Regions from separate parts of the Homo sapiens genome. Here all the other regions are linked to region 3. Evidence: chromatin loops called from intact Hi-C (ENCODE). Cell type or tissue: heart right ventricle. All regions are shown on one strand. Each heading gives the region's core, and the rest is flanking DNA. Links, peaks and the distances in the headings are about the cores only. Region 1 overlaps PKNOX2 (PBX/knotted 1 homeobox 2). Region 2 overlaps PKNOX2 (PBX/knotted 1 homeobox 2). Region 3 overlaps SLC37A2 (solute carrier family 37 member 2). Region 4 overlaps PKNOX2 (PBX/knotted 1 homeobox 2).

What was found. Hi-C counts contacts between places; a loop is a spot of excess contacts. Peaks named below come from ENCODE experiments on the same cell type or tissue, not always from the same donor. Only the 100,000 strongest peaks of a DNase experiment are listed, where the experiment ranks them.
Region 1: a loop joins it to region 3, with 4 times the contacts of the local background. A loop is called at or near these places in 24 of 110 quality-filtered maps.
Region 2: a loop joins it to region 3, with 6 times the contacts of the local background. A loop is called at or near these places in 54 of 110 quality-filtered maps.
Region 4: it touches region 3 in a loop (4-fold over the local background); 54 of 110 quality-filtered maps call a loop at or near these places.

What each region holds. Positions count from the first base shown.
Region 1 is chr11:125,424,659-125,432,680 of GRCh38, forward strand. It overlaps PKNOX2 (PBX/knotted 1 homeobox 2), which reads left to right. Exons shown (of 13, transcript NM_001382323.2): 11 at 4,354-4,430; 12 at 5,305-5,483; 13 at 6,508-8,022. The coding sequence ends at 6,734. Among named protein-coding and RNA genes, the nearest start is that of FEZ1, 68 kb to the right of the region's middle. RefSeq lists enhancers at 1,845-2,346, 4,051-4,954, 4,546-4,835. In heart right ventricle, for the core only: CTCF peaks have their summits at 4,643 (motif pointing left) and 4,842; a DNase peak (open chromatin) is centred at 4,643; H3K27ac peaks cover 222 bases.
Region 2 is chr11:125,342,463-125,350,484 of GRCh38, forward strand. All of the region lies in intron 3 of PKNOX2 (PBX/knotted 1 homeobox 2), which reads left to right. Among named protein-coding and RNA genes, the nearest start is that of PKNOX2-AS1, 80 kb to the left of the region's middle. RefSeq lists an enhancer at 6,963-7,505. In heart right ventricle, for the core only: CTCF peaks have their summits at 3,473 (motif pointing left) and 3,672; a DNase peak (open chromatin) is centred at 3,499; H3K27ac peaks cover 4,026 bases.
Region 3 is chr11:125,088,471-125,095,631 of GRCh38, forward strand. It overlaps SLC37A2 (solute carrier family 37 member 2), which reads left to right. Exons shown (of 18, transcript NM_001145290.2): 18 at 1-2,046. It overlaps TMEM218 (transmembrane protein 218), which reads right to left. Exons shown (of 5, transcript NM_001258244.2): 5 at 5,919-7,161. Among named protein-coding and RNA genes, the nearest start is that of TMEM218, 20 kb to the right of the region's middle. In heart right ventricle, for the core only: a CTCF peak has its summit at 2,888 (motif pointing right); a DNase peak (open chromatin) is centred at 2,931; H3K27ac peaks cover 407 bases.
Region 4 is chr11:125,351,259-125,359,280 of GRCh38, forward strand. PKNOX2 (PBX/knotted 1 homeobox 2) reads left to right here. Exons shown (of 13, transcript NM_001382323.2): 4 at 26-134. The coding sequence starts at 48. Among named protein-coding and RNA genes, the nearest start is that of PKNOX2-AS1, 88 kb to the left of the region's middle. RefSeq lists enhancers at 1-28, 29-690. In heart right ventricle, for the core only: a CTCF peak has its summit at 4,145 (motif pointing left); no DNase peak of the experiment used is centred there.

The sequences.
Region 1 (8,022 bases), core at 1,585-6,584, 340 kb after region 3:
CTCAGTGTCTATTGACACTGACAGGCTGCGGCTTCCCATCTGCTGTGTCCCTTGGTGAACTGGCTCACCTCATGGTGAGATCTACATGGCTAGGAGGTGGAAGGACAATTGCCAATGGGCTGTGCATGAAAGAAATATCCAGGACCTGTGAACCAGAACTGGCTTAGCTTCCTTCTGAACCAGCCCCTGGGCAGAACTCACTCTTTCAATTGAAAGATGCTTTTAGTATCAGTTTAGTCCAGAGGAGAGTTGCGTTATGGGGCTATAAAGGGAGGTATCAGAGAGAGATGGGAAAGAGTTGAGGTCAGATTTCAGCGGAACTTCCTGGTGGCAACTACAGTGCCCTGAGACACCTACTTGGTGTAAATACCATAATTCCCTTCTCTAGAGTCCTTGAGTATTCAACTAGATGATGCCGGGAGGCTTCAGTGCATCGCACAGAGTGAGTCAATGGAGCACACAGGCTTACCCTGCACTATCTCATTAAATCATCCCCATGTCCAAGAGTTAGTCACTGTTTTGCTACTTCCATCTAAGGATGGAAGACATAAAACAAACAAAGGTCACTTGCGTGTGTCAAGGTCACACAATGTTAAGGGGTGGGTCAGGACTTGATCCCATCTCTGAAGGTCCTTTACTCCCTGGCAGCACTGCCCAGTCGTGTGAGGCTCCAGCTGTCCCTGAGAAGGCTCTGTCATCTTCTAGTCTGTTCTGTACCTCTTTTTCTTTTTCTTTTTCTTTTCCTTGCTTTTCATGAACTGTATCTACTTCTTTTTCAAGGAAGGATTATCTACTTCCAGAGAGCTACTGTCTGGGCCCTTCTCTTCCAAATCCAGGGAGTTCCCTCCAATAACGATCAGAGAGCAGCCACTGTGCCTTGATGGTTTGCCGTGATCCAATAACGATCAGAGAGCAGCCACTGTGCCTTGATGGTTTGCCGTGATCCAATAATGATCAGAGAGCAGCCACTGTGCCTTGATGGTTTGCGTGATCTCATTTGATTCTTCTTCCCCTCCTTGGCCCCAAGCCTGGCCAGTTGTGCTAAAAGTAGCGCTGACCCAATCATGGTCTGTCCAGAGGCCAGGACTATTTTGACTCTGTCCTCAGGAATCATGTGGTCTGAGGCGTGTACGAGCTGGACTGCTCCCATGACCACTCAGATGTGGTGCCAGGAATGTTCTGGCTGACACACCTGTCCCCAGAGCTGCTAAACGCTGCTACTTACCCCACAGCCCCACAGCGTGCGTCCTGAGATACTGGACGTCCAGGAGGGATAGGTGGTGAGGACTTGCACCAGGCGGTGGTTAGGGGCTTTCTATCCTCATTCATAAGAGAGCAACCAGCCAGTTTTGGGTGGCATTGCTTCTCATAGCTCCCCACTGGACTGGAGCATGTTAATCTGTGTATTTGTGACATTCACTCAGAATGGGGGCCCGACAACAGAAGGCTCCTTAGAGACAGCAAACATTATTCTTCCAAGGAAGGCTGGAGGATTTCCTTCTCTGGAGGCCGTTAATAGTGGAAGAACTTTTCATCCTACTGGCTTAAATATAAGTCCCAGTGCAAGGCTCCTGCCTGGAACATCATCCTCTCCTCTACTAGATTGGCTTTGCCATTCTTCAAAGTCCAACTGAAATCCCCTTCCCTAAGGACTTCCTTCTTTTGTCACCAGAGGGGTACTTAGCACAGACTTCCCATTAATAGAGAGGCTTTTTCCTCCTTTTTTTCTTCCCATCTAGTCTGTGAGTTCTTAACTTCAGATATCTTTCACTTGCCAGCACCCAGGATGCGGCAGATGCCCAACAGTTGTGGGCTGGTGAACCAGCACAGCCAGCACGGCCACTAGCTCTGCTCAAGAAACAAGTCTGCGTCTCCTTATTGTGCTAGTTCATTCCTCAGTTCACTACACAATCCTTCAACGTTGGCCTCTTTGCCTGTCTGCACACTGTGCCTGGTCAGCACGGCCACTAGCTCTGCTCAAGAAACAAGTCTGCGTCTCCTTATTGTGCTAGTTCATTCCTCAGTTCACTACACAATCCTTCAACGTTGGCCTCTTTGCCTGTCTGCACACTGTGCCTGGTCTGCACACTGGAAATAAACAATGTCTAATGAGATGGGGTCCCTGCCTGAGAGAAGCTCATGGCCTAGTGGGGGACACATGTCTTGCCATCTAGTGGGCGAAAAGCAATCATTCAGAGGCCACGGTGACCAGCTTTGCCTCAGGGAGTCGGGAAGGGCCTTGCAGAGGCTGTGATCTGTGGCAGGCCCTCACAGAAGCTCAGAAAGGCACGCGAGGACAGGCAGGAGGAAGCGCGCTCCAGAGGAGGGCCAGCACGTGCGAAGGCATGGAGGCATGAAAGGCCCTTGCACCTGGGAAGGCCAAAAAATCACCATATTTTTGCTGCTTTTTGTCTACAGACCAGCTGGCTATGGACAGGGAGGCTGCTTGGCTCTTTCCCACAAATAGGGAGGTTGGAGCCAGGCACTAGGGCTTGACCCCAGAAGGTGTCAGAGCTCCCAGAGTCCTTGCCTCTCTGCCCCCTGGGGCCATCTGCACCCTCTCCTCCCATCCTGCCTCCGCTCCTTCCCAATTAGAATGAAAATTGGCTCCTGTAATGCTGATGTGCCTACTTTCTTGTTAGAATCTTAATACCGTATGAATCACAAGTCCCAGCTGCCTTGGCATGGTGGTCAGGGTCAGAGGTTTGAATTAAAGCAACACATGGTCCTGATGGCTTCATCTGGGGGATGCTGAGGTAGGGGAGAGGCTGCTCCTCCTTTTCCACCGATAATGCGAGTACCACCAAGGCTGCTGACCGCAGCCTTTTCCCTCAGAAAGTTCTAAGCACCTTGTAACACCCCCTGATAATAAGAGTATTCGTACCTTTTATTGAGCATTTTACAAGTATAATTTCATTTATTTGTCAGATGACTTGCTGATGTGTAGTTAGGTGACGTGCCTGAGATTTCATAGCTAGTCATAATAGAGCCAGATTTTGAGACCTCCCATCTCGGGGACCTTAGACAGCTCAAGCACCACTTTCTAATACCACTCCAATCAAAAGGAATGATTTTAGCCTGAGGATGCTGGATGGCTTGATCTTCTGCCATAAGAGCCCCCAAACCTCCCCTAGCTTCCAGGACAAAACTCTGACTTATTCAGACGTTCGCCACACCTTAATTGCATGCTGGGTGCCAGGCACAGGGCTGTGGCCTGAACAAGTCCTAGGGATGCATAGACTCAGCCATCCTGTGGCCTCCCTCCCAATGGGGTCACGACTCTCTTCCCACTGCCACCCAGAGCCTTCTCATTCTTTAATGTGACCTGTTCAGTCTTCCCCACCACTGCATTTCTCTCCTTCTTAGCCTCTACAGGGCTCATCACCCAAACCACAGCATTGAGTGCTGTGCTTTTGCTTTCCTTCACTCAGCAGGCATTTGTATGTCATTTGTATGTGGAAGGCACTGGGGATACATTCAGTATCCCAGTGCCGTCATGAAGCACAGTCTGAGAGAGGGAGACAGATGCGTAGTCAGTGCACGGGCTGCAGCATGTGGGGGACTGAGAGAGACACCTGCCCTGCTCTCTTTCTCACCTCCACTCAGTCCTATAAAGTGGCATCATGAAGCAATGGAAGAAAGACTGGACCCAAATCGGAAGACCTGAGCTGGTGCTACCATCTGGGGGACACTGGAGGAGTCATTCCATCTCTTCATCTGCAAAGTGGGAATAACAATACCTAACCTGCCTGCCTTTCAGAGTTTCAATGATGTGCTTTATTAAATAAAATGATGATTTTTTAATGAATAAAATGCATGAAAGCATTTTACAGGTTATAAAGCACTATACAAGTAGTACTCTTCTGTCTCCTAGCCATGCCTAGCATAAATCTGGGCACATAGTAGATATTCAGTAAATAGCAGTTAACTTAAATTGATCCATTCACCCCGCCTACCACCTTCTATGGGCGTTTGAGGCCATTGGAAACCCTAACACTGACAATGCCTGCCCTGCCTGCTGGGGGCGGCAGTGAGGATCAAGTGAGAAGGATGTGCCTTGGAAGCTGTCAGTACTGAACCATCTTGGTCTTGGGAAACCTCCCTGGCTCCCCATTGTGGGGGCTTGGCTGAGGACTGGCCAGCCCGGGATGTGGAGTCTCGGGCATGGGGCAACCTTCCTCCAAGCCCTAGGTCCATTCTCTGTGGGGAGCAAACATGACACTTCCCCAATTTTGGTTCCCAAACCACTCGGGCTGCCTGGCTCAGGATAGTGCCCATGGCGTGGGCACAGTCCCTTGGGGGGGCCAGATCAGCATATGCCCAGCCCTCACTAGTCTCCACCTCTCGTTTCAGCACCCCTACCCCACGGAGGATGAGAAGAGGCAGATCGCAGCCCAGACCAACCTCACCCTCCTGCAAGTAAACAACTGGTGAGTTTGCATCACCTGCATGCAGGCTCCCAGATCCAGGGGCCACCTTCTGGGCAGGGGAATGCGTAGCAGGGAAAAGAGACTCGAATGCCAGGATCTGCCTCAATCTCAGCCCAGCTACCATGCCAGTCCCCCCATTTAGGCTAGAAGCAGAAAGCAAGAATCAACACTGGCACCTGTGGCTTCATCTGCAGCTTCTCAGCGCCCTCTGCTGGGACATTGTGTCAGGCACATCCCTGGAAGCTTCTTGAGGAAGAGAAAACCCACGCCCACCTGAGCACCCAGCCCACCTGCACTTCAGAGACAGACAGGATTGCCCGCAGCTGTGCACCGGAGGCCAGTGGTCATCTGGTCTTCCCCACCCCCATGTGAACTGAGACTAAAACTAGCTGCAAAGCTGGGAGTGGGGAGAGGGAGGAGGAGTAGCCATTCTGACCCCACAGGGATCTCAGCTTTCCCAGTCTCTGTGCCTGGCTGGGCTGTCAGGGGAGCTCAGAGAGCAAGGTCTGGCTGGATGGAAGTAGACCCCAGAGCTGAGGGCCCTGATCCGAGCCCTTGGCTCTCTGGAGAGAAGTCAGAGGTTAGTGCCTATGACTACCATGCTCTCCTCCTCCGTTCAACCTGGAAGGTCTTGAGCAGGGATTTCTGACCCCCCATGCATTCTTCCCATATGACTTTGCAGTTACCAAGCCCCAGGAAATTTCATGAACTTCTCAGCACCCAGGGCCCTCCTCCTTGCTGGGCTTTTACATCCGGGATGGGAACCCCGGTCTGCTCTGTGAAATGGAGTCTGAAGGCAGCTTCACCCTCCCTGCCCCCACCCCAAGGCCATGCAGGTGATGACTAACCAGGTCTCCACTTTACCTCTGGGCAGGTTCATCAATGCCCGGAGGCGCATCCTGCAGCCCATGCTTGATGCCAGCAACCCAGATCCTGCCCCCAAAGCCAAGAAGATCAAGTCTCAGCACCGGCCCACCCAAAGATTCTGGCCCAACTCCATCGCTGCGGGGGTGCTGCAGCAGCAGGGCGGTGCCCCAGGGACAAACCCCGATGGTAAGAACTGGGGCTGAGTGCACCCTAGACAAGGGCTGGGGGTGCTCCTGGAGCTTCTTCAGGTCAAGCCGTGCAAAGATTCAAGGGCTATCTCCTTACCTGGGCTCCCATCGCTGCCATGCCACAGTGATTATCCCTCCCCAAAGCCCTAAAGAAGGGGATGTTTTTGTACATAATTTAACAGACCAGATGCACTCTCATAAAGAAAAGCGGGAGTTGGTGGTCACGCAAGTCAGTGACTGCTCAGCAGAGCCCCCCATGTCCGCACCCATCTGAGTTCCTTAGCACCAGTAAGTATCTGCACAGCTCTTCAGGAGCCAAGGCCATCTATAAATATCAAGGCAGGCAGCTGGCTCGTGAACAGGGGCCAGGAAGAGCTCTGTTTTCCCAGCCTCTCCATCACACCCTCCATATACACTTTTCTAATTGCCAGTCGCCTAGTGCACAATGAATAATTCAATGAGCCAAGCATTTTATAGCTTGGCATATGAAGATAGCTCTGTATGGGGAGTGGAGCGTAGGTGTGCGTGTGTGCACACATAACCTCATGCACACGTGTATGTGTATGGTTGTGCACAGGTTCCTTTGTGATGAGCCATCTTATGGGTTATGATGGGAAAAAAAAAAACAGATTTAGGGGGCTGGACCAGCCTGGGAGAAAATTCCAACTCTGTCATCGCTGACAATGTCATCTTGAGCTAATGACTTAACTGTCTGAGACAGAATGGGGATAATAATACCTGCCTTACAGAATTGTTAGAAAGTCAAAAGTGGCCAACACATAAAGAAAATGTGCAGTGAACGGTGGCTGGGAGTGCTGCTTCCTGAGATGGGGCAGGGAGTAGCTGACTAGTGAATGGATGGGAGACTTCATACCAGGGCATTGTCCAGCTCAGGCTTGGACAGCTCTAAAAACAAGGAGTTCACTGCTCTATGAGCCAGTCCATTAAACCCTGTCCAACACAGAGGTGCTGGCCCTGACCAGCAGCCCCTGCCTCGTCCTGACCCTTGCTTTCTCTCGCAGGTTCCATCAACTTGGACAACCTGCAGTCCCTGTCCTCAGACAGTGCCACCATGGCCATGCAGCAGGCTATGATGGCTGCACACGATGACTCATTGGATGGGACAGAAGAAGAGGATGAGGATGAGATGGAAGAGGAGGAGGAGGAGGAGCTGGAGGAGGAGGTCGACGAGCTGCAGACGACAAATGTCAGCGACCTGGGCTTGGAACACAGTGACTCCCTGGAGTAGTCGGGCAGCCCAGATGGCACTGATCACTGAGCAGGAGAGGAGTGTCGCCGGGAGGCCTTCAGGGTGGGGGGGAAGGGGACATGGGCAGGAAGCACCGAGGGAGTTGGGCCCTAGCTTCCCCAAATCAGTAGCTTGAAGAAAGGCAAAGGAGACACCTGTTCCTTCCCAACCACCGAGCTTCAATGAGGACCCCAGCCCCACTTCCCTGGAACTGCCGAGGACTCTGTTTGGCGGGGCCAGTCGAGCAGCCTGTGTGGAAAGACAGGAGTGAGATCTGGACTCACCAAATCCCTGAGGATAGATGGCACCCATGGCCCCCACCCACGGAAGGACTTGAGTTGTTTACAAGCCCTGCACTGAGGCAGATTGGTGCTGTTCGCAGAGTAGGCCTTTGCCCGGGGGCAGACTTAGAAGGAAGGGGAGAGACAAAGGGGGACTGAGTTTCATCCCCAGAAGTTTCTCAGCTCCTTTGACAGACATTCAAGGGCAGGAGGGAGCCCCAAAGCATAACCAGTGGCCAGAGGAGTGGGAGGGCCTGAGGCATCACATCTTGCAGATCAGAATGGGATGGAATCCACCAGGCTCCAGCTCATCCCTCCAAGGCCCTGTCTCTGCGCACAGCAACCATGGACATGGGAGAAAGGGATGGGAGCCACAGTGCCCTTCACTCTCTCCTGGAAACCAACTGTAAGCTGGTGGGCTCAACCTGTGGGAGGTTAAGAGGAGTCCCTTCTGGGTTGACTCCAAGAGCCAAGGAGATGGCAGACCCTGGGCTAGGAACCATATGGAGGTGACTTTGAGGCCACAGCTGTCCCTAGGTGATCACAGAACTTAGCTCCTTTAACAACAGGACAATGGTTTTTTACCCTAGATGTTCCCACCTTCAGTGCTCCACGCCCTCCATAGACCTTCAGAGAAGGTGAAACCAGGTTATCTGGGAATCTTTCCAGCCCGCAGGTCGCCACGGCCATCCCTTTGCTCCCAGCCTGGCTCCATCAGCCTCCAGCTTCCTTTCTTCATTCTGTCCTTCAGGGAAGGCAGAAGAAACATTGGAAAGCATCTAGTCCAGTGGGAAGCCAGGGGTTGGAGAAGGTGCTACATCCCTCTTCCCATCAATATCCTAAATGTGGGGGAGGGCCCAGAGAATGGCACCCAAGAGCCTGCGGGGATGCCCATCCCACACACCCCACCCAGCTGTTCTAACCCTGCTATCCACAGCCCTGGAGGAACTGGGGCTCCTGGAAGGAGGAGGAGGCTCTCCACTGTCCACCCTAACACATACCCTCCC
Region 2 (8,022 bases), core at 1,016-6,015, 260 kb after region 3:
ACTGCCTCAGAGAAGAGAGACTTATGAAAGGGTGGGAGCCCGAGAGGGCTGCCGGAGGTGGCTCTGCGCTTTTCCACCTGGGATCCCAGCGCTGGAGCTGTTTGTCTGTCTCTGTTGAGTTGTGGGTCTCAGGGGCCCGGCCTGTGTTGTTTTCTCAGCTCAGTGCCTGAGCGGCTGCTGTCAGCTCTTGACAAATAATAATAAACCTGGGAATCAGGTTTGTCGAGGGGGACTTCAGTCCCAGGTTCATTTTCAGATCTGTTTCTCTGTGAGTGTGTGCAGACGAGAGAGCACATGATAGTGTCTCTGGGGGAGGGGCGGGCCGGGGCTCCCAGGTGCCCTGACACTCCACCCTAGCCACCACCGTGGAGGAGCTGGAGGGCTCTCCACTGTCCCGATCCCTGGAGCTGCTTGCATGTTGAAAAAAAAAAGGAAAATAATTGAATAAAAGGCCTCAAGCTCTCTTCTTTCCCTGGGCCTCCCCACCTCTCCCACTCTTGTTGTTTGGCTAGAGATGGAGGGGCTGGAGAGGAAAACAAAAGGGCAGAATCCGCTCTCTAGGTTAGAAGGTTCCAAGGGGGCCACAGGCTGGGGGAGGGAGTTGGCTCAGAGCACCCCAGGGCAGCAGCTGTGGCCTCCCTCCTGCCTCCATTCCTGGGGGTGAACAATAGGGGGAGGGGCTCCTGGAATGGGAGAGGTACCCTAAGTTGAACATCACTGGCAAAAGCGGGACCCAGGTGTGGTGAGTGTGAGTTTTGGGGACACAATAGTCATGGCCTCTGGGGCAGAGCAGCACCCACTTTCCAGCAGACAGGACCCACCGCAGGTCACTGCAGCCATCCCCCTGCCTCCAGGTAGGAAAAAGCGCACACCACTTCCGTGAGCAGAATGCAAGGGCTGTGCTCCCCCTTCCAGCCAGCATGCTTTTTTTTTTCTGTTTTTTGTTTTATTTTGTTTAAAGGAACCAAAGGGGGAAAAATTGCCAAGTTGTAAAGTGCTTAAAGAGGAGATGAGAATCTTCATCAAAATGCTAAAAGCTGGAGGGGAGAGTAATGTGAGAACTCTTGCCTGCTATTTATGGGATTGATTCTCAGATCAAGAAGAAGCAAGCAGTTGGATGAAAGGAATTATTGTTAAGCTCCTCGGTAGGAAGATCTAATGGACAATTGCCGCTATCAGGGGGAATTAAATTGCTGTTTCAGTTTGTAAAATATATCAGCAGCTTTTTGAAGCCAGAAAAGGTGTGACAGCGAGGCAGGGAGGGCGGTGGGGCTCCAGCACTCTTGTTCCCGGTGTGGAGAGGCGGGAGCAAGACCACGAAGAGGGCGCGGGAGCAGGGCGGGTGTTGCTCGTCTGACTCTCCTGCTCCGTGTTGTGAAGCCCAGTTAAAAAAAATAGCTGAACTGGGGACTCAAGGAGGAGAGACTGCAGGCCTGGAACTCTGGCTTCTGTGTGAGTCAGAGCGGCATGGCTGTCAGCAAAGGGCAGGACGGTGGGGCTCCTCTCTGGGAAACCTGGTCGGGCTGGAGTTCAAGGAAGGCAAGTCCTGTCCATGGAGGAGGGAGCGGCTGAGGAGGGTGATGGACCCAGTGCTGGGGCCTGTCCCCAGACACTGCTTTATCATGCTGCTTGTGTGCCCACTAATCCTCCCCATAGTGAACCATGGACACAGAGGGACCCGGCACCCTCTCCTCCAGGGTGGGTCTCTAATGTAAGCTTCTGCTCATCTCTAGGCTGGGGTCAGTGAGTGCATAAGTGATCTGTTGGCCCGACCACAGTGAGGACATATTGTTACTCCAAATAAAGAACAAACAGTAAAATGGTCTTGGGAGTGGAGACGGGAGAGGAGGTTTAGGCCCTCGGAAGTAGGGCCACAGGCCATTAGGGGGAGGCCACGCTCCTTGGGATGGAAATTGGGGGTTGGATGGGAAGGGTCTCTGGGTTTTCTGGTCTCACAGAAGGCTCTTACCATTTCCAAAGCATTCACTCCATGTGGCATTTAAGGGCTGAAGGAGGATTGAGGGAGAGAGATCTGCACATCTCTTAGGGAGTCAGAAGCAGGCAGTCCTAGCCAAAGCTCATGCTGGCTTCTGCTCTGTCCCCACTCTGTTCCCTGGACACCAGCATCGTGATATTAGGGCATGACCTGGCACCACCTCCCAAGTTGGCTTCCCAGAAGGGCAGCAAATGACAATTAGTATGGAGAGCTATGGGTGGCCAAAGCGTCTGCTTGTCTTGGTTGTCATCTTTGCCTCCCCACTGAGTATTCCAAGGAGGACCCGGAGGGGCAGTAGGGAAGCAGGTGTTCTGGCTGTGACATTCTGCAAGGACTTGGGCTCTGTGCTGGGTGCGGTGTGCCCTGGGACCTGGGTCATTGTGGAGTCGCGGCTTATTTTTGACCTCTTAGCTGGCCTTCAGGACACAGAGTGAACAAGGATGTGAGACCTGAGTGCAAATCCCACTCAGTTCCTCTGCACCTGTCCCTCCTTCAGTAACATAGATATGTACAAACTCCCTCCCTGGCTCCCAGGCCCCACTCCAAGCCTGACCTCAGCAGACTGGAGGATCTCCATTTCCCCCCATCAGCCTAGGATCAGAAAGACAGGCAGAGAGCAGCACCCACTCAGCCCCACATTCCTGCTGCCTGAATCCTCAGGGTCCCCAGCTTCCTTTCAGCACCCACAGTCCCTGGGGTGAAGAGGCAGGCGAGGGTGTTTGCTGTGCTGTAAGGTGGGGCGGGCTCTGGGGAGCTTGCCCCTCTTCCCAAATTCCTTAGTCCTCCCCTCCAGGAGCATCCACTTCTCCCTCTTTTTGAAACATTTCAACACAACAACTGATTTGGAGGTGACAAACCCCTGCTCACATGGTCAAGCCTCCCAGCCCATGGTGCATCCTCTCTCTCCATTCTGTCCTCCTCTGCCACCACAAATTGACCTCACCCTTGTCACTGCTCAGTTCTCGGTGCCAACCCCATCCACCAAGCCTCAGGGACCACCAAGCTCTGGCAGACACCCCGCCTCCAGCTTGTCACTTCTAGCCCTTACTGGGTTTTGCAGAGAGACCTGGTGCATGTGTGTGTTTCTATGTGTGTGTGCTCGCGTGCACCCACACGCCTTTGCTTCTTTAGATAAATCCACAGAGTCACATGAAATCAGTGACAGGTTGACACCGTTATTTCAAGATTCATCGCTATGAGTTGCCAGCAGAGCAGACCTAGCCAACTCCGTTCTACCAGCAACACTTTTTTTTTCCAGGCATAATTTATAGCACTGGGGTGAATTTGTTTCCAAAAGATGAATATCACACTATCAGCAACAGCTGCCTCTCATTTTTATTTGTTTTTAAATTTGACTCAAAGTCCAATTCTCCATACACATCCCAAGCTGCAAATCCTAAGGCGACTGATTACATGATTTAGTAAACAGGTTATATTATATAATGCAATTAAAGCGGGCCCTGCGACGCCACCTACAGGCCACTTCTGGGAAGGGAGCTGGGCCAGAGAAGATCATTTTGGACGCGGCGTTGGGGCTGAGGGAAAAAGAGACGGATTGCGCCAGGGTTGAGGAGGCTGCCCCAGAGGGAGATGTTGAAGCCAGCCAGGTTACTAATGCAGCTTTTCGGTCCCTCCTGCTGAGTTCACTGTGTTATTTCAGCCTCCTGCAAATCTGTCTAGACGTCAGAACCCAGGCCTGGGCAGCTGCTCAGAGGGGACGGCTTGGGGGTGGGGGTGGAGGGGTAACCTGGGGGCGTCTGGGCTGAAGGGATTGACAGCTCCTGGCTCGCTGACCTCAGGGGCCTCCTTCCCACTCTCCAACTAGATGGGAGGAAGAGAAGTCCGGTGCTGGCTGGCCTTTAGAAAGAAGCTACAATCCAACCCTTTCCGTTCCATTCAACAAGCATGTGTGCAGTGCAAATCCTGGGCAAAGGCTTCCCGAATGTTCTGGGGAAATCCCTTCATTCTGCAGTCCGAGAGGGAAAGTGACTTGTACAGATTACAGAATAAGTGGTAGATTCTACTGGATGTGGAATCCAGAATTTTTTTTACCCCAAGGCCAGGCTTAGATCATGGGAACTGAGAACTGAGGGGTGGCCCTGTGAATTCCCTCATCCAATCCCAAAGTTTACAGATGGGGAAATTGAGACCCAGACAGAGGATGTGACTTCCACAGCCCCTACCTGTCTCAAGGGAAGGAAAATCATGAACATGCTGCTTGTATGTGTCGGAGGACAGACAAGAAGCATTCCTAGCGGCCCTCATGACTGCCTCTTAGCTGCTATGGAAGGAAGGAAGGAAGGGAGGAAGGAGGGAGGGAAGAAGGGACAGGAAGGGAGGAAGGAAAGGAGGATGGAAGGGGGGAAGGAAGGGAGGAAGGAGGGGAGGAGGTCAGGGGCCAGAAGACAGGCAGACCCAGGGCCACCGTCCCCTCTATCCCTCTCTCTGAACTCCAGCACTCTTCAGATGAACGGGGCTCTGGGCCTGAAGGCTTCTAGCTTCTCCAAAGAGTTCTTCTAAGAGGGTAACATCACTGCAAAGCAATTCCTGGAGAGAAGGGACTCACTTCCCCGGGGCTGAGAAAGACACTTGACCAGAGGGAGTGGGCGGAATGGCGTGAAGGAAGAAAACAGGACTGTCAGAGTCCAGGAGGGTGGGAGTGTCCCCTCACCCTTGTCCTTGTGCCAGCCATGGGCCCCGTCTCCAGTTTGGGGCAGGTGGGTGGGACAGTGAGGGGCCAAGCGAGCTGGCCCTACTTTCCCTATCCCCCATCAATTTGTCTCAGCTAGGGTCAGGGGCCAGGAACAAATGCTGTCAGGCCAGCTGGCCAGAGAGTTCCCAATTAGACTTTGTGTCTCATCCTTAAGGCCCTGAGCCCCCAACCCCGGCACACTGGCCCAATTACTGCCTGGCAGCATTAACCCCTTTGTGCCCCAGGCCATTAATGGAATGTTAATTGGTCTAATGGGTTTCATGTCAACAAGTCCTAATGAGCTCCTTCCTAATGAGCTTGGTATTTTTTTTCTGAGCCTGTTTGTCAGCACACTGGATTTGGGGCTCCAGACTGCCGACCTGGTGGTGCAGGGCTGTGGGGAGCATGGGTTGAGGAGGCTGAGGGAGGTGGGTGCCCAGGACTGCCCATCCCATTTCCTAAAGGGGTGTGCTTTTATGACTTTGCATCCACTGATCCTGCCTCGGTGGCTCCTGGGCTCTCTAAAATGACATTTTAGTTTCTTCTGATGATATCAGAGACACAAATGATTTCTTCTTGGATGTCATTGTGGGGTCAAGTGTTGCAATAGAATTTTTCCCTCCTAGATGTCATATCATAAAGGTTTTCAGCACTGAACAAAACAAAACAAAACAAATCAAAAAGCAACCTTTCCCTGTGAGCCTGTTCGCGATGGGAAATCTCTCCATGGGAGATGCTCCTCATCTGTCCTCCACTTGCAGTCTTGACTGTGCCCCCTTGAATGCCCAGGTGTCTGGTGACAGAGCACTGGGGCCTCTGGACAGGGCCAAGCAGCCTCTCAGAATCCGTGACAAAAGCTCTGAAGCCCGGGGCTAGGTTTGCAGGGGCTCAGGCCTGCTGCTCCCCTCCCTCTCCCAAAGAAAATGCAAAAAGGGCAGGCTTCCCCCAAAGGGCCAGGACCCCCGCTGTGGCTCAAAGAGTTCCCCCACACCCCACTGCAAAGTCCCAGCCAAGTCACAGATAAGGCGAGTCAGATCCCCAAATTCCTCTCCAGGATGGTTGCACGTGGCCCCTCAGGAACCGGGGAAGTGCACGTGTGGGTGGAGAGGTGTGAGGAAAAGAGCCAGCTTCCGGACACGGGTGCAGGGTCTCCAGCAGCTGAGCTCCCGGAGTGTCAAGTTGCCGGAGGCTTCTGTGCCTGAGCAAGCAGAGAAGGAAACTTAAGCCTCTAATGAAAAGGCCTCCTGTTCTCTTGCAGGAGAAGCCCCCAGAGGGTAATGGGGCAGTGGCCTAGTGGCCTGTGGTGACCCCAAGGAGGGGGAGGGGCCAGGGCCATCTGGGTCCTCAGAATATTGTTCCTGTGTCTTCTTTCGACGCGGGTCTGGCCCTGCTCCGCAGCCTGGTGGGCTCAGGACTGAACAGTCTCCTCTCAGCCTCATGGGCGGTTGTCTCTGGGCACAGGCTACTCTTAACCTCCCCTCCTTAACCCCACACAGGGCAGCCCTCCTGCTGCTACAAATATTTCTGGGGACAGCGCCTCTAAAATGACCCTGCCTTCCATTCACTGGACAGTGAACAAAAGAATGTGAATGAAAGGCGCCTCTCTGTAGCCTATGCCCTCCTCGTTGAGCTTCCTTTGTTTTGCCTTCATTATGACCTTCTAATCCATGGAATGAGGTTACCAAAAGACCCAAGCCCGAGGTTAAAGAGAACTAGTTGCCCCTAAGAGGGGGAGAAAGCCCTCCTTCCTGAGGCGGCTCCCACCCTGACTCTGCCCCCAGGCTCCCTCTTCTGGAGGCTGCAGGCACTACAGTGCTATGGCCCTTCACTTTTTTCCTGGCGGACGAGCATCTGTGATCGATGCTCCCGGGAAGAGATTCCACCATCCTGGCCCTTGGGCCCTATCCAAAGTTGCCTTCTCTGCCAGAGTTCCAGGGAAGGCTATGTTTAATAGGCCCCTGAAACATTCCTATTTCCTTTATTTTGTCAGGGTCCAAAAAAGAGAAATTCCACCCACTTTAATATCTCAAAAGTCTTAATTCTGGAAGTTCCTTCTGATGTCTCAAAAAGTCTATATCTTACCCCACCCCCACCTTTTTCCCTCTGCAATCCTCACTCTGCTCTTGGCTCTCTGGGATGCTGACCACCACCCAGACAAAGATCCAGCTGTGAACAGAGGCCTTGGTTCCCCTGCCTGAAGAGAGAGGCTCCCCCAAAGCCCCCTCCTGCGTCCCTTTGCAAAAGGAAATTGGATCTTAGGGACCAGCGGTGTGTGAGATGGGCGAGGCCCTGCATGCTGTTGTGAAGATATCCTGGTAGTCCGTCTTCTGAAGGAGGCCAGGCGGGGGCGAGTGACAGGCGGTGAGGCCGACGGAACCGGCCTGAAGTCGGCATTTTTAGCACCGGGGGAGCCATCCCTCCCTGTGCATTCTCCACCCACCTCCACCTCATTTTCTTCCTTCCTTTAGGACCATGACCTCCCTCTCCTAGCCATGCCTCATTCATCTGTCCCACCACACTCCCCACACTGTTCTCTGCACAGAGTTGGTGGTTGGTAGACATCTATTGAGTGAAACAGGCCTTTCCAGTGCTTTTTGCAGAAGGTCAAAGCGTACTTGGTATCTTGGAGACTCAGGTCAGGTCAGAGTAGATCTTACTTCCACTTCCTGAAAAAGAACCAAAAGAATCACACACACACACACACACACACACACACACACACACACAGCCCTGGAGGCCAGCCCCTTTAGATGACAGCAGCTCCAAAGCACTCTCAAATTCCCACAGAATTCAGGTCTGTGAACATTTTGGAAGACCCTGGGAAGGGCCAGGCTGGAAGAGGATGAAGCCCTAGGTGCCTCAGGGAGAGGGGACGGAGGGTGTGAGTGCTGTGCTCACAAAGGTTTCTACACCAACAGTGCCCTCCACCCAGGAGAAGAACACGTCCTGCACTCCACAGAGGCTCTTAGCAACCTCCTACCCTACAGTGGACAGCCCTGTATCAGGCAACTAGCCTGTGGCTTCTAGATCTAAATATTTCAGAGCATCTACTGCAGCACAACAGCTCTCTGGACATTCTGTTTCCTTGGGTGGCACAGCCGGGCTGTCTCCACTTATGGCACCACATCCTACTTCAAGAGGAAATCTTGAGGCTTCATGGGGGCAGCTCGCCTGCTTATTGGTGATGGGGAAATGATGGGGGCAACAGTGGAGCAGGCCCAGAGCTGGGAATCTGGAGGTGCTGCTTCCATCCCAGCTTCACTAACAAGTCCCCCAACCCCCGCCCTCCCATACACAAGTCACCCTTGGCCTCTGTCTTCTACCAGCCAAAGAG
Region 3 (7,161 bases), core at 1-5,000:
GGCCAACGCCTGGAAAATGGGCATCTCTCCTTCCCATGTTAAGCTTTAACCTCTGTAATCTGCCTGTATCTATAGGTGGGCATCTCACTCCACCAAAGGAGCCCAGCCTCTCTTTGTCCCTCTATCCATGCAACAGTCTTCTCTGTGCATTTCCCCAAGCTGGGCCCTCTTCTACTCTCCATTTAGGCCTGTTGATAACTCCATTACCCGCCCATCACTGCTGTTCCTCCAGGGCCAGCACTCGGGCGAGGCAGGGGAGCTGCCTTCGGTACATAATTTGAAGGGGCACTCCCTCTTGGGCACATGCCGGCCCTGAGTGCCTCCCTTGCCTCACTCTGATCCTGGCCCCATAATGTCCTCAGTGGAAGGTGATGGGGGCCGGTGCTGTGGGGAGAGTAGAAAGAGGGGTTGGCATGACTAAAAATACCAGTATGTGTATTAAGTATTTTGAGAATGAAATGCCAAGGAGTGCCTACTATATGCCAGCTCTAGGAATGGAGTAGACAGTGGACACAAGAAGGACTTACGCCCTGAGCACAGGTGCCAATGGTGACAAGACTGGCAAGACGTGAGGGCATGAATGGTTCATTCAGGCAGCTGCTGCAGATGTGGTCACCTGGTGCCATCTGCTGCTCCCTTTTCCACTTTTCTATGTCCTCCTTCCACCCCAAGTCCCGGATCACTCGCTGTTTTCTGGCTAGCTCTTGGCATCTCCATCTGAGCCTAAAGTTGCCCACTGGCACCAATAGATTCTGTTTGACCTGCTGTGCCCATGCTCATCTTTGTCGGGGCTTGGCTTGGCAGCGAGCGAGGCTGGCATGGGGTGCTGAAGTGGGGTCTCAGTGAGGGGTGACAGCGTGCTGGCAGTCCTCACAGCCCTCGCTCGCTCTCGGCGCCTCCTCTGCCTGGGCTCCCACTTTGGCGGCACTTGAGGAGCCCTTCAGCCCACCGCTGCACTGTGGGGAGCCCCTTTCTGGGCTGGCCAAGGCCAGAGCAGGCTCCCTCAGCTTGCAGGGAGGTGTGGAGCGAGAGGCGCGAGCGGGAACCGGGGCTGCATGCAGCGCTTGCGGGCCAGCTGGAGTTCCGGGTGGGCATGGGCTTGGCGGGCCTGCACTCGGAGCAGCCGGCCGGCCCTTCCGGCCCCGGGCAGTGAGGGACTTGGCACCCGGGCCAGCGGCTGCAGAGGGTGTACTGGGTCCCCCAGCAGTGCCGGCCCACCTGCGCTGTGCTTGATTTCTCGCTGGGCCTTAGCTGCCTTCCCGCGGGGCAGGGCTCGGGACCTGCAGCCCGCGGTGCCTGAGCCTCCCACCCGCTCCATGGGCTCCTGTGGGGCCCGAGCCTCCCCGACGAGTACCACCCCCTGCTCCAGGGCGCCCAGTCCCATCGACCACCCAAGGGCTGAGGAGTGCGAGCGCACGGCGCGGGACTGGCAGGCAGCTCCACCTGCAGCCCCGGTGCGGGATCCACTAGGTGAAGCCAGCTGGGCTCCTGAGTCTGATGGGGACGTGGAGAGTCCTTATGTCCTGCTCAGGGATTGTAAACACACCAATCAGCACCCTGTGTTTAGCTCAAGGTTTGTGAGTGCACCAGTCGACACTCTGTATCTAGCTGCTCTGGTGGGGCCTCGGAGAACCTTTATATCTAGCTCAGGGATTGTAAATACACCCATCGGCACTGTGTATCTAGCTCAAGGTTTATAAACACACCAATCAACACCCTGTGTCTAGCTCAGGGTTTGTGAGTGCACCAATCAACACTCTGTATCTAGCTGCTCTGGTGGGGCCTTGGAGAACCTGTGTGTCGAAACTCTGTATCTAACTAATCTGATGGGGACGTGGAGAACCTTTGTATCTAGCTCAGGGATTGTAAACGCACCAATCAACGACCTGTCAAAACAGGCCACTCGGCTCTACCAATAAGCAGGATGTGGGTGGGGCCAGATAAGAGAATAAAAGCAGGCTGCCCGAGCCAGCATTGGCAACTCGCTCGGGTCCCCTTCCACGCTGTGGGAGCTTTGTTCTTTGCAATAAATCTTGCTACTGCTCACTCTTTGAGTCCACGCTGCTTTTATGAGCTGTAACACTCACCGCGAAGATCTGCAGCTTCACTCCTGAGCCCAGCGAGACCACGAGCCCACCGGGAAGAACGAACAACTCCAGACGCGCTGCCTTAAGAGCCGTAACACTCACTGTGAAGGTCTGCAGCTTCACTCTTGAGCCAGCGAGACCACGAACCCACTAGAAGGAAGAAACTCCGAACACATCTGAACATCAGAAGGAACAAACTCCAGACGTGCCACCTTAAGAGCTGTAACACTCACTGCGAGGGTCCGCGGCCTCATTCTTGAAGTCAGTGAGACCAAGAACCCACCAATTCCGGACACACCAGGACCACCAAGTGGGTAGGTTAAAGCTCATGACAGTGGGCACTCCTGAAGGGGATGCTCATGATATTGATGATGTGTGGGCAAATGGGGAGCTTAGAGCGCCACGCAAGATAAAAGCCTTGCATTTCCTGGGACGTTGTGGGCTGGTGCATTAGCCAGATACACACCCTTCCACACTGAAGCAGGCTGCACAGCGCCAATGGCAACAAACAAGGAAGGCTCCTCCTGCCTGCAGTCACTTCAGCTCTGAGCGCAGGAGTCAGCCAGGGACCTCCAAGTCCTCAGCCCACAGGGGCAAGAGCTATACTCTGGCCTTATGTTCAGCATTCAGGAAAGCTGCTCTCTGCTGCTCTTTGACATTGAGAATGAAATGAAATTAGTTATTCATTTAACTTCACATTTGGTCTCAATTAAGCTCAAAATGTTCTTCCTTAGAGATGCTCCAATAGCACTTGTAATTAAGGAGTTTAAGGAGAAGCTGTGTTGCTTATATGAGCCACTAGATGGTGACCCAATCCCATCATACAGCCCAGGGTGGGCTGTGGTTCCATCCTGCTTCCTGGAAGAGAGACAGGAGCCGAGGCCTCTTGACTTTTCAGACTTTCAGCTTGCTTTCTGCTTCAGAGGGCAGGGGAAGAGGAATGGTTCTCTCAAGGTCTTCTCTTCCCCAACTGCACTGCTTACTAACTTTAAGCCTGTTTCATCATCAGGAAAATGGTGACATTATCTACCTCATAGGATTGGTATGAAGGGAGACACATACTCAACACACTCCTGCCCTTGAAGAACTTGTCTAGTTAGGGGATAAATAGGAAAACACACGGAGACAGTGACTCCAGGTGAGAGCTATGCTGTTCATTAGTCCAGCCATGCAGGAACACGGCTGGCAGAAGGGCAATTCCGGGGGCAACGGGAAGAGTCCTTCTTCCTTATGAAGGCAGAATTCTGAGGACTTGGATGACTCATTTGATAAGGTAGTGAGGGGTAATGGAAGAGGGAGGAAGTTAACATGAATACTTATCCAACTCCTAGGATGTTAGGCCTTAGAGACTGAAACTGAACAAATGGCATTGGCTCCTACCAGCAGGTAAGTGTGGCACTAGACACATGCAAAAGGCATTGTGCGAGCTCAGGGTCTGGCCTCAGAAATGAGGACTTAGGCTGTGGGTAGGGAGTTGGAAAAAATACTGAAGGTTGGGGGAACCCCAGCACTGAGATCTGCCTGTCTGCACCCATCTCCCAGGTCCCAGGTTACTGGCCCTGTTTGGGCAGCTCTGGGCGCAGCCTGTTCACCACAGGCCTGGTACCTGCCTTCTCCCTGGGCCTCAGCACTCACTCACACGGGGCTAATGTAGGAGCATTACGTTAATTAGTTATTCATTTAATTTAACTTCACATTTGGTCTCAATTAAGCTTAAAATGTTCTTCCTTATAGATGCTACAATAGCACTTGTAATTAAAAAGCAGTAACTCTTTGTGTTTCTCCCTTAGAAATCCACTGGGAGGCTGGGCGAGTGTGTGTGGGGTGGCTGGGGGAGGAGGAGGAGGAGGCAAGAGGCAAAGAAAAGAAAGGGAAAGAAGCTCTTGGTCGGTCCTAGCACCATGAGGCCACCACTAAGACTGAGGCTGGCAGGAGGAACTCAACACATCCTGGGTGTCTGAGTGGGGGTGGGAGAGTTGCTGTTGGGAATCCTGAGAAGTGACAAAGGAGCAGACCTCCTACTGAAAGGTGTGGGGGTAGGGAGGATGGCAGATGGGGGTGGAAGGAGGCAATGCTTAGGGGAGAAGGGGCCCTATATTCTGTGATAGGTACAATGTGCCCCCATAAGATGTCCACATCCTAATTTTCAGAACCAGTGAGTGTTACCTTACATGGCAAATGAGATTTTGTATATGTGATTAAGGATCTTGAGATGGAAGGACTGATGGGGTGGACCCAGTGGAATCAAAGGGCTCCGGATGAATCACAGAGGGAGGCAGGAGTGTTGGGGATTGGCAGATGCTGCTCTGCTGACCTTGAAGACTGAGGAAGGGTCCACCAGCCAGGGGGACGGGGGCGGCCTCTAGAAGGTAGAAAAGGCAAGGAAATGGGTTCTCTCGAGGCTCCAAAGCCTTTCCTTTACCCCCTGAAACCCATTTCTGGTTTCTGACCTCCGGAGCGATAAATGTGAATTGATCAAAACCAGTAAGTCTATGGCAATCTGTTACAACAGTAATAGGAAATTGATAATATTCCCAGTGTAAAACTGGGGTATGACCAATTTAACGGCAGGAAAATAACCACAGGCAAACAAAAGAAATCTCCAAAGCTTAAAACAAGTGAAGGGGCTGGCCTCATAGCATTTAGGCACAGCATAAGGGCTACTGTGTGACCACCTCACCCAAGAGTTCTCCAAGGGCAGGACTTGGACCAAATGCACAGACTATATCATCTCTGGCATGATGTGATGTAAACCATTAAAAACACACTTTCTCATTCTGTCTGTGGCACTGAGCCTGATTTCGATCCCAGCTCTCATTTCTTTGGTGGCAGGAAACTGAGAAAAGAGGGTGGGGGGGGTAGGGACTCAGAATTTTTTTTTTTTTTTTTTTTTTTTTTGCATAAACAGTCACCACCAATAATCTGCTAGGGACAGAGATCAAGTAGAAAACAAAACAAAAATTCCTGGTGTGTGGCTTTGATTCTGCCATTGGCACCTCTGAAAACTGGCCCAAGTCTCAACATTCCAGCTGGATGGTGCTTACAAGAGAGGCGGCAGTGTTCTCAAAACTTGAAAATATAGTCTACTAGCAGCTCAGCTGTTTAGTATCTCTGAGCAAGGGGACAACCAAAGTCTAACAGCAGAGACCTGCCAGAAACCCTGGGCTAATGGGTGAAGCTATCTCTGAGGCCTGCGTGCCTGTTCACGCTTTTCCCCAGACTCCTGCTCAATTCCTAAGATTCTGGTTTTTCCACCAGACTCAGCTACTTTTCCTTGGTATTTCTGTCAAGTGGATTTGCATTGCCTGCCCTTGTCCCTCCTTTTCCTTCGAGTTTATCCTATGGAGCAACGCTCTATAACAGACAGTAGTCAGGCTCTTAGACTCTAGAGCCAAACTGCCTGACTTTGGATCCTGACTCCTGTTTACGCCTACCAGCCCGTGCCTGTTCCCCATCTGTGAAGTGGGGATATTAAGAGTACCTACTTCATAGGGCCGATATGAAGAAGACATAATACTTACAACACACTTAGAAAAATGCCTAGCACATGTTTGCTAAATGTAACAAAAATTGTTATTTTGACATGTGGAACCCTAGACTTATTTCCAAGTATTGGGATGGAACTAGAGATTAAAGGTTGAACTTTATGAACTATAAAATCTCTTCCAATCCTGAGTTCTTATGCTTCTATGAGGATAATCAACACTTTTCTAGATTCGTTTCCATACAGTTCTGATTCTCACATCTGGAAATTCATTTCTATGTAACAGCCAGATACTTAAAGGTTTAAGCAAAGGAATTATGATTGAATGTTTGTTATTCATACTAAAATGATCATTAGAATCCTTTAATGAAACTTTTACCTTTTTGGATATGTGTTAAGAAAATGTCAGGTACAAACAGCTAAGAAACAGTATTAACCAATGTAAAAATAAGGAGTTACTTGAAAGTCAAAAGTGATCTTTCAACTATTTGAGAAATGAGATGTCAGGAATCCTGATGTCAAGTTGGAGCCCCACTTCTAATTAACTGTGAAACTTTTTAAATCCCTTGTCCTCTCTGCCTGTTTCTCATCTGTAAAATAATCACAGCAGGTTTCTTTACACATTGAGCAAAAAATAAACCAGAAACACTTCAACTGCAACAACCATGAAATAGAGTTGATACTAAAGTTTCTGTTAAATAACAGAACAAAAAATGGATTGCTTTATGTTAGAATAAAAACATTTAAAAATAAATTGGATGCCCTCCTTCCAGGAAGCAGTGAGGAAGACAGTCTAGACACCTTACAGCCTAGTTCTTCCATGGGCTTACTCCACCAGGACTAGTGCTTTACACCCTACGGGCACACAATATATGCTGAATGAATGGCAGGATTCGAGAATGAATGGCTATGTACTCCCTAGTCCCTGGACATTGGTATGGTAATTCTGATGCAGTTTTACATTAAATTTACATTGTACACAAAGAATGGTAGCTTTACTTCCATTTTTATCAGTGAAAAATTTAAGGAACTTAACAAATTACCCATTGTGATCTCCATTGTGGGGATAGGGTGGTATCCTCCTAATTCAGCTTTTGTCAGGATACAATTTTAAGACGCCACGAAATAACCTATTTTCTTATATAGAAACCCAGATTTACTCTCCCTCTCCACCTTCTAAACAGTGGGGATCACCAGTCTGCCACAGGATCCCCTCTGGGTAGGGAACAGTAGAGGGAACATGTTCTAAGGCCACTGATCACAGAATGGTTCTGAACACTAAGATGACTTCTGTCTGTATTTAAGGAATGACCTCTGAGCCCTGTCTCCAAGAAGGCCATGAGCATACAGGGTACCATAACAGACATTGACTATAGGGTTATCCCATGCCAAACTCTCAGTGAAATCCATTTTGAGCCCTCTCAGCCTTCTACGTCTTATCCCAACCCTGCGGGGCTTTTTTTGCATAACTGCATTGAGTATGCAGGTAGAAAGAAATCTATCATTCATTTCACCACAGCTGGTAATTATAGACTCCAGGTCTGTAGACTGTAGGTCAAGTCAAGCTGAAATAAACTTTGCACAGGGTAT
Region 4 (8,022 bases), core at 1,748-6,747, 260 kb after region 3:
GCGGCCCCCTTTCTCCTGCCCACAGGTCCTCCATGTGAATCAATCCCATGATGCAACATGCCTCCCCAGCCCCCGCTCTGACGATGATGGCCACGCAGAATGTCCCGCCCCCACCCTACCAGGACAGCCCACAGGTGAGTGCGCAGGGGCCGCTGCCTCCCACCACGGGGGAGGGAGTGTGGTGGCCTTAGAGCCCCAGCTGCAGGCTGGGACATTCCAGGGGCCGACGGGCAGAGCCAGGCCTCCCGCAATCACGTCCTGGTGGCACTCCGGGCTCTTTCCCGTCAGCCTGGGGAGCGAGAGCCCTGCAAACACAGACCCCGAGGGCAGTCACCAGGTTCAGACCCCAGGAGCTAGGACTGGAAGCTAGATTAGTGGCCACAGTCCTGGCCTCCACCCCATCCATCAGACAGCAGACAAGCGCAGCCAAGCCCCTTTGCTGTGACTGGGGCAAAATCCACAGTGGGGGAGACCCAGGTACCGGATGTGAGCGGAACCGCCCTCTGAGTGTTTGAGAAACTTCACACTCAGAGGTTTCTGAGTGCCAGGCCCCCCATTCTCGGGTCACTTGGGCCCTTTTGTCCTCCTCTGCCTGCCTGTCGGGAGAATCTCTGTTCTCTTCAGAACTCTTCTGGGCTTCTACTTTTAAAAAGCCAAGATTCTTTCTGCACACCCCGCAACCCTTTCCTTCTGGTCCCCAGCTTCCATCCCTCAGATCAGACACAGCCGCCCCCCAAGATCTTCTGCGCTCCCCACCCCGATTGCCTCTCCTGCAACATGCCCCTCCTCAGCAGTGCCTTCTGGCTGTCTTCATGCTGCCTGCCCTTCTCCTCCTGGAAGCCTGCCCAGCTTGTGGGGGCTGCCCTCCTACATCCTTTAGACCAGCCGCTTTTCCTTTTTGCTTCCCCCAGGTGCTCCTCTTGTCCACCCTTGGTTCTTTGGAAACTTCGAGTTTTGTGTCTGTGCTTTCACAGAAGCCTTCATTCTCTGACCCTTCCCTTCACACTCTCCTGTCAATATGAATTCAATAATTATTTATTGGGCACCTGTGATGTGAAATGCACCCAGCTAGAATGTCCATCCACAAATTCGCCCATGTGCAGCAGGTGCCCGCTGGGTGCTGTGGGCAGGCTACCATCTGCACTCCTCCAGCAGCCACTCTCTGCCCTCCTCTGCCATCCCTCACTCATTGGCATTTTCAAACACAGTGGTTCTCATGGGCCACACGGAAGATTTGTGCAGCATGAAAGGGGTCTTAAGATGCAGATGCCAGGCTTGTGCTCACTATGGCCCTGATGCCTCCAGCCTAGTGGGAGCATGTAGTAGCTGCTTTATACATCATTGTCATCCTCTGGGAGATTACCAGATGCTGTGGGGCTTCTTTCTAGCGTACCCAGCATATGGAACACCTTTGCTCTGCCCTTGAAGGTCCAAAAGCCCTGGTCCTTCACCAATCTCTGAGCACATGTCTACGGCCCCGCTCCCACATATCAAATCATATTACTTCCCCAGCTCTCCCAGCCTAACCCCATCCTCAGCGAGCCCTCTGCTCATGCCAGTAGCTTCCATTAATAAGCCACAGGGTTGAACTTGGCCTTTACATGGCTCTTGTATTTGAAAGCTTCCAGGCATCCAACACTATGTCAAGTCCCTTCCCTCTGTAGTTTCAGCTCCCGAGACAAAGTTCAGAAGGAGCCCTCAACTGATGGGAACCTTTTGCCTCCCAAGAAAGAAGTGAGAGAAGAAGCTAGGGGCCAGAATAGGGGCAAGATCATCCTTCTTTGATAGCAGCAGACCCATTCCCATTCCACTCAGCCAGCACACATCGATGCCCACATATCGATTAAGTGGTGGGAACGTGGGCTCCACTTGTTTTGTGACTGGATTCTCTCTCCAGAAGAATGGGGAACAGAGATGGAGACCCTTCCTGTATTTAGCAGGTGGTAGCTGCCAAGGCCCACACCTCCATACCCAAGACTCAAGGACAGACCAGGGCAGGGCTGAGAGGTCAGAGAACACTGTGTTGGCATGACTGATGGTGGCCCCTTCCCTCTCACCCACCCCTCCCTGTTTTGACTGCCTGGGGAGCTGGGAGAAGTTTTGGTTTGGCGGGGATTAGCCGGAGAGCTGCAGCAAGGGCCTGTGTTGAATGCTGATCCAGAAGCCTAATTTAGTGATCAGCATACAGCTGGATTAATAAATCCCAGCTATCAAGGGATGGATGGAGGTGGGCTGCAGCCCTAAGGTGCTCAGCCCCCCAGAAGTCACCACTGAGCTGCTCTAGCCTTTGTGAGGAAGAAGGGAGTCTCCACTTCCATATCTAAGGTCTCAGACAGAAGCCAGACACAGGCACTGCCCGAAGGCTCTCCTCTCTGAGGATCCGCCAGAATGTCACCATTTAAAATCTTCATATTTAGAGCAAAGGAATAATTTGCCCTGGGGAAGCTGCCATCTATTTGTAACCCTGGCAATCCATGAGTGAAATGTCTGATGAGAAGCATCAGTGTCCATGGTGAACTGACCAGGTCAAGATGTCAGGGTCTTTACGGCCTTGATGAAGGCACTAGGCTATGCCCAAATTGCCATTGGCCTTCCCCAAGCTGAGCTGGTTCCCAAGGAAACCGAGCAGGATGTGGGGCTAAGGGAAAGGAGCTAGGGCAGGGGTGGAGTGGGAGGGATGGGGGAGCTGGGGGATGCCCCCAGAACAAAGGCTTCTGACTCTAGGGGGAAAGGCTGTTCTCTCCAAAGAATGCTAGTATTTGAGGGCCTTCTGCCCACTCTTTCGGGCTTCTAGGAGGGGCTCCCTTGTAGGAACAGCTCTTCCGTGCATGCCTGGCTGCTGGCACTTTCTGCAAACTTGCATTGGACCCCTGACTTCTTCCCTTTATCTTTTCGAGATATGGACCCCAGCTTCCTAGGGGGAGACTGCTGCATTTCCCTTCAGAATGCTCATATCCCCAAGAACCAGCCGCTCTCTGAGACTCCACATGTTCAGGGAAGCAGGACCTGATGGGAACATGGGCCAGGCACACCAGGGAATCCTGTCCAAAACAGAGCTCTCAGGAAACAAAGCCCACTCCCTCCTCATTCCTTTAGGTCTAATCTCATTACTTGTGGACCACGTATGACTTGTTTCCTCACAACCTGGGCAGCTGAGCACACCTCTCCATCACCTCTTCAGAAACCCAGTTTCTTCCACAGGCAACAAATGGGCAGTCTCTGATATGAAGTCCCCCAAATGAAAAAGGAAGCGAGACGCAGAGCCCTTCCTCTGAGACCCATGCGATCGTTTTAATAATGTTCCCGTTGTGCTAAGGGCTAGCAATACCGAGCATAATCTATTCAAATGCACAGGAGAATCTCACTTTGGAAAATTAGGAATCTGCATTAAAAAATTCCCAAGCCCCGGACCTTCTTTATAATAAATTAGAATTTTTTTTCAAGGCGAGTTCTTAACTTGGCAATTTCATTTTTGAAGTTTGGGGAATAAAGTTATTAAAAATGAGGGAGGCTTTTTTTTCTTCCCATTTTAGTAGAGAAGCATTCACTGTTATGGCCTCGTGCTATTTGGGCACAAGCCAAGTGATACGATGGCTAAGCGGCTTCTAGCCCCTTAGTTCTGTTGCAGTCCATCCCGGAGAAACTTTGTGATTGTTTGTAAGGCCGCCACACTCTCTGTTGATTGTGCACTGAAGGATGACTGTATGTTTAGAAAGTGCAAAAGCGGGCTGGGCATGGTGGCTCATGCCTGTAATACCAGCACTTTGGGAGGCTGAGGTGAGCAGATTGCCTGAGGTCAGGAGTTCAAGACCAGCTTGGCCAACACGGTGAAACTCTGTCTCTACTAAAAGTACAAAAAGTAGCCAGACATGGTGGCACATGCCTGTAGTCCCAGCTACTTGGGAGGCTGAGGCAAGGGAATGGCTTGAACCCGGGAGGCGGAGTTTGCAGTGAGCCAAGATTGCGCCACTGCACTCCAGCCTGAGTGACAGAGTGAGACTCTATCTCAAAAAAAAAAGAAAAAAAAAAAAAAAAGAAAGAAAGAAAGTGCAAAAGCAACAACCTAGTGGAACCCTCCCTGTGACCTACTTCCTCTTTCTGGTGGCTTCCTGCTAAATTCTGCCAGAGTAGCAGCGCCCTCTACTGTCTTAACTACAGGACCCCAATTTCAGCATGCTGTAACTGGGTCCTTGATGCAGACCCCTCACTTTATGCCCTGAAGAGGTAGGGGTAAGTCACTGGGGTAGTGGAATTCTACAATGATTGCCTAATGACCACACTGTCTCTAGAGAGACCTGGATGTGAACTAGGTGTGTGAGCCTCAGTTCAGTGCGTTGTGTTGATTCCAACATCACCCCACTTCTGTTCTGTATCTCTGCCATAGTGGGCCTGGCTGTCAGCTGGACTTTCACAGCCCCCTCCTCCCACTGCCCCAAGAATCCCCACTGACCCTTCCATTTGCTACTATTTCTGTCCTCTCCTGCCTTGCTTAGAATCCCAGCAAGTGTCACTCCAGCCTCCCTCCCAGAATTTTCTTGGGAACACACAACCACCCCGTCACTCCTTCTAGGCAAATACCTCTCATTCATGTACTCTCAGAAATGTCACTCGAGACCTTCCTGTAACACCCATATGCAACATCACCCGCCAAGCGAAGTTCTCACTTCTATAGCTCCATCAGCCACTCCGGGGAGCCATCCGGGTTCACTAGCAAAGGCAACCACTTCACTCCCCTCACCTTCCCACACAAAACACACTCTCACTATCAGCACCCCCCCCCCCACAACTTTTCCTCAAACACAGACACATACCTACTGTTCCACAAATATCTTTGCCCTTGGCTTATTAGCAAGACAAATATTGTATCTGGTCTATTTGAGTATGTATTCAATGTTTAGTATGCTTCAGTCTGCGTGTCCCTGGCATGTCAGCTGCATGAGCATTGGACTAGAAAGCAGAAATCCTGGTAGATCCTAGTCTGACCTACTAGGCACAGCCCCTGTCAATGTGGAACTAAACTCAATGGATAGTTTAGGAACAAACTGATGGGTAGGTAGCTAGGGGCTTACGTAGCATGACTTGATGATGAGTGGCATTGAAAGGGTTTGGGAAGTTCACCAAGGATGCAGCCTCATTTTTGAACAGAGAGAGAAAAGACAGGCAGTTAGAACTCGTAGTTGAGGTCCGGTTTGTGAGGCTCACTTCGGAAGGAAGTCAAGTGTTTGCTTGGGGCCCCTTTGCAAAAGCTGTGTCCCTCCCATTCCCCTCACCCCGATCCTCCAGCATCCCTCAGAGTGGGGAGAATGGTGTCTGGGACTCCAGGACATGGCACTCAGAGATCTGGGGTCAAGACAACATTGTCTCACTTACCCTGCAAGAGGAAGGCTAAGGCTGGGCCAGCCACACTGAGGAAGCCAGACCTGTCTCTCTGGGCACCTTCTTTCCCTCCCTGTCCTAGCACCATCCCCACTCCAGGTGGGGCCAGGGGAGGCAGATATCCTGGGGAAGCTGGATGGGCTTTGATCAGTCATTAGGATCCCCATGCTGGTTTAATTAACTGGAGGCAAAAGGGGGTGGCTGGGGCCCCTGGCTGTGAATGGCCTCCATCCAGGCCACACAGCTGTGACAGGCAGAAGTGGGTTCAGATGTTTTCACACTCGCTTTACATTCCTCTCATCTCTTTAAGGGCTGGAGCCCCCTGCCTTGCAGGGCCCTCTGCTCAGCTGCCTGTGAAACACATTTGCTTTGCAGCAATAGAGTTAATTCAGCAGCTTTGAAAGTTCCCCTAAGCCTTTTCTGTGATGGTGATTGATGGCTCCCTCTGCCCCTGGGGGCAACACCCCAGGGACCATATGAGGGCCCACCTTCCCTTGCTTCGACTCACCAAAACAGACTCTTCTCTTTCTTTTTTCTTTTCTGCTGGGCCTTTCTTCTCTTTGTGCACAGTGACCTCTCTCTCTGCCTGCTTGGGCCACCCATGTCTTTAAGCTGAACATATCCCTGAACTCCAACTTACTCAAGACCTGGACTCTTCATTGTGTAAAAGGCAAAAACAACCTCCAGGTCCAACCGTGGGGCCTTTATGCCCATGTAGGAGATGGTGGGCTGTCAGCATGGCTTTAAACTTGGGAAGAAACACTCTACTGGCCTGGTCTAGGTATTTTATTTGATGAACTTACTATATTCTGATATTTACCAAAAACAGAGATTTTATTGTCTACTCCCTTGTCCCCAAGCAGAACGAATGAATGCCCTAAACAGCTACAAAAATAATTAATGGCCCTGGGATACAAAGCCTAAAATAAATCAGGGGACAGGTGATCCAAGTCAGCAGCGGGTCTGGGGAGGACCTTACATGCTCTGCCTGCCTTTCGCACGCCGTTGGTCTTAGTTGGTCTTCAGAAAGCTTTGGTGTCTGTGCGGCCTGGCAGGAGGCAGGTGGGTGAGTTAGGGCCCCAGGATGCTTGCTGTTCTTGAAGTCTGTGGTCTGAAGAGGAGGATGGAATGACTCAATCTCGTAGAAATTCAGCAATCAGGACTTGTAATAAGAATTTGTATAATTATCAGCTCCACTGCTGATGAATTATACAAATTTAGGCAAGTAATTTCAGAGCTATTTCTTTCATCCACTTATCCATTCGATAAACATTGAGTGTGTCCTGTGGGCCATGCGGACATTGTGCTGTGTACTGGGGTGCAAAATCAACAGAGTTCCTGTCCTCTTGGAGCTTAGAGTCCATGTGGGGCCTTAGTTTCTGCATTCATAAAATGAGAATAACTCTGCCCTCCCTGTCTCACGAGGCTGTTGAGAGTGTGGGAACAAAAAGTACAGTGGTGTTCCTCAGCCCCTTTTCACCCTCACCCCAACTTCATTCTTCACTCGATCACCTGCACATCTCCAGCAGCCCAGATGGGATTTAACCTTAATTACTTTTTATTAGGAACATAATAGGCATGTCAAATAGGTTTTACCAGCTATGAACACCCCCTTACACACACGCACACACATAGATGTGCACACACAGGGATTCTGGTGTGCCCTCTGAAGGACCTATTGGAAATCACTGGTTTTGGACTATTACAAAAGGGAAGGATCTTCCAGAGGGAAGCGATGGGATGGGCAGGAGGCCATCAGTTCCCGGGAAAATGCACAAAGCTGGGAAGTGGAGTCCACAGCTTTCCTCTTCTTGGCCTCCTGTCAGTGACAGCCCAGGAAATGCAGTTAGGGGCAGTGAATGTTCCATGAGTCACATTGTGTAAACCACCACTTACAAACCCTTTTAAAATTAATTAACTAACTGAAACCCCCATTGTACACCACTGAGCAACTCTTCTATGGTCTGTTCTGTCCACTTGGCCTGGGATCAGAATAGAGGTGACCGAGGCCTGCTGTTCCAAGAGCCTCTTTGAGCTACACTGGGCTGTCCGGCTCTGATGCCGGCCCTTCCTCTCCCTGGGCTAACTGGGTTGGGGAATATTTTGAGGGGCCTTCTTTGGCCTCTCCCAGGATTTGGGATCCCTGAGGCCTTTAACACATCACTCAGTCATTGCCTCCTTCTGGTCATCCTTCAGTCATTTAACATGTGGGAGTACACTGCGGGCAGGCATGGGAGCTGGGAGACCAGCCCGCTCATGAGACAGGCAAAGGGCCTGGTGTTGCCGGTGTTGGGGTCCGTTCAGATGAGGCAGGAGTCCAGTCTTCTGCGGCCTGGGGAGGGAGGAGAAGCAGGAAAGGCTTCTTGGAAGAGTTGAAGCTGCAGCTGGGTGGGAGGCAGGTTGCAGGGGAGATGAGGACAGTCCCTGCTGAGGCAGCTGTGGGAGCAAAGGCAGGAAGGTAGACACCATCGGAAAGGCAGGAAGGTGGACACCATCGGAAAGGCAGGAAGGTGGACACCATCAGGTGCGCTCAGGCAACCAAGGGTAGGTGTGAGGCGATAGGGTAAGGGGAGGAGGGCTGTGCAGGTGACAAGGCTGCGGATCCGTGAGCAGCTTTCAGTAGCTTTGAAAGTTCCCCTAAGCTTT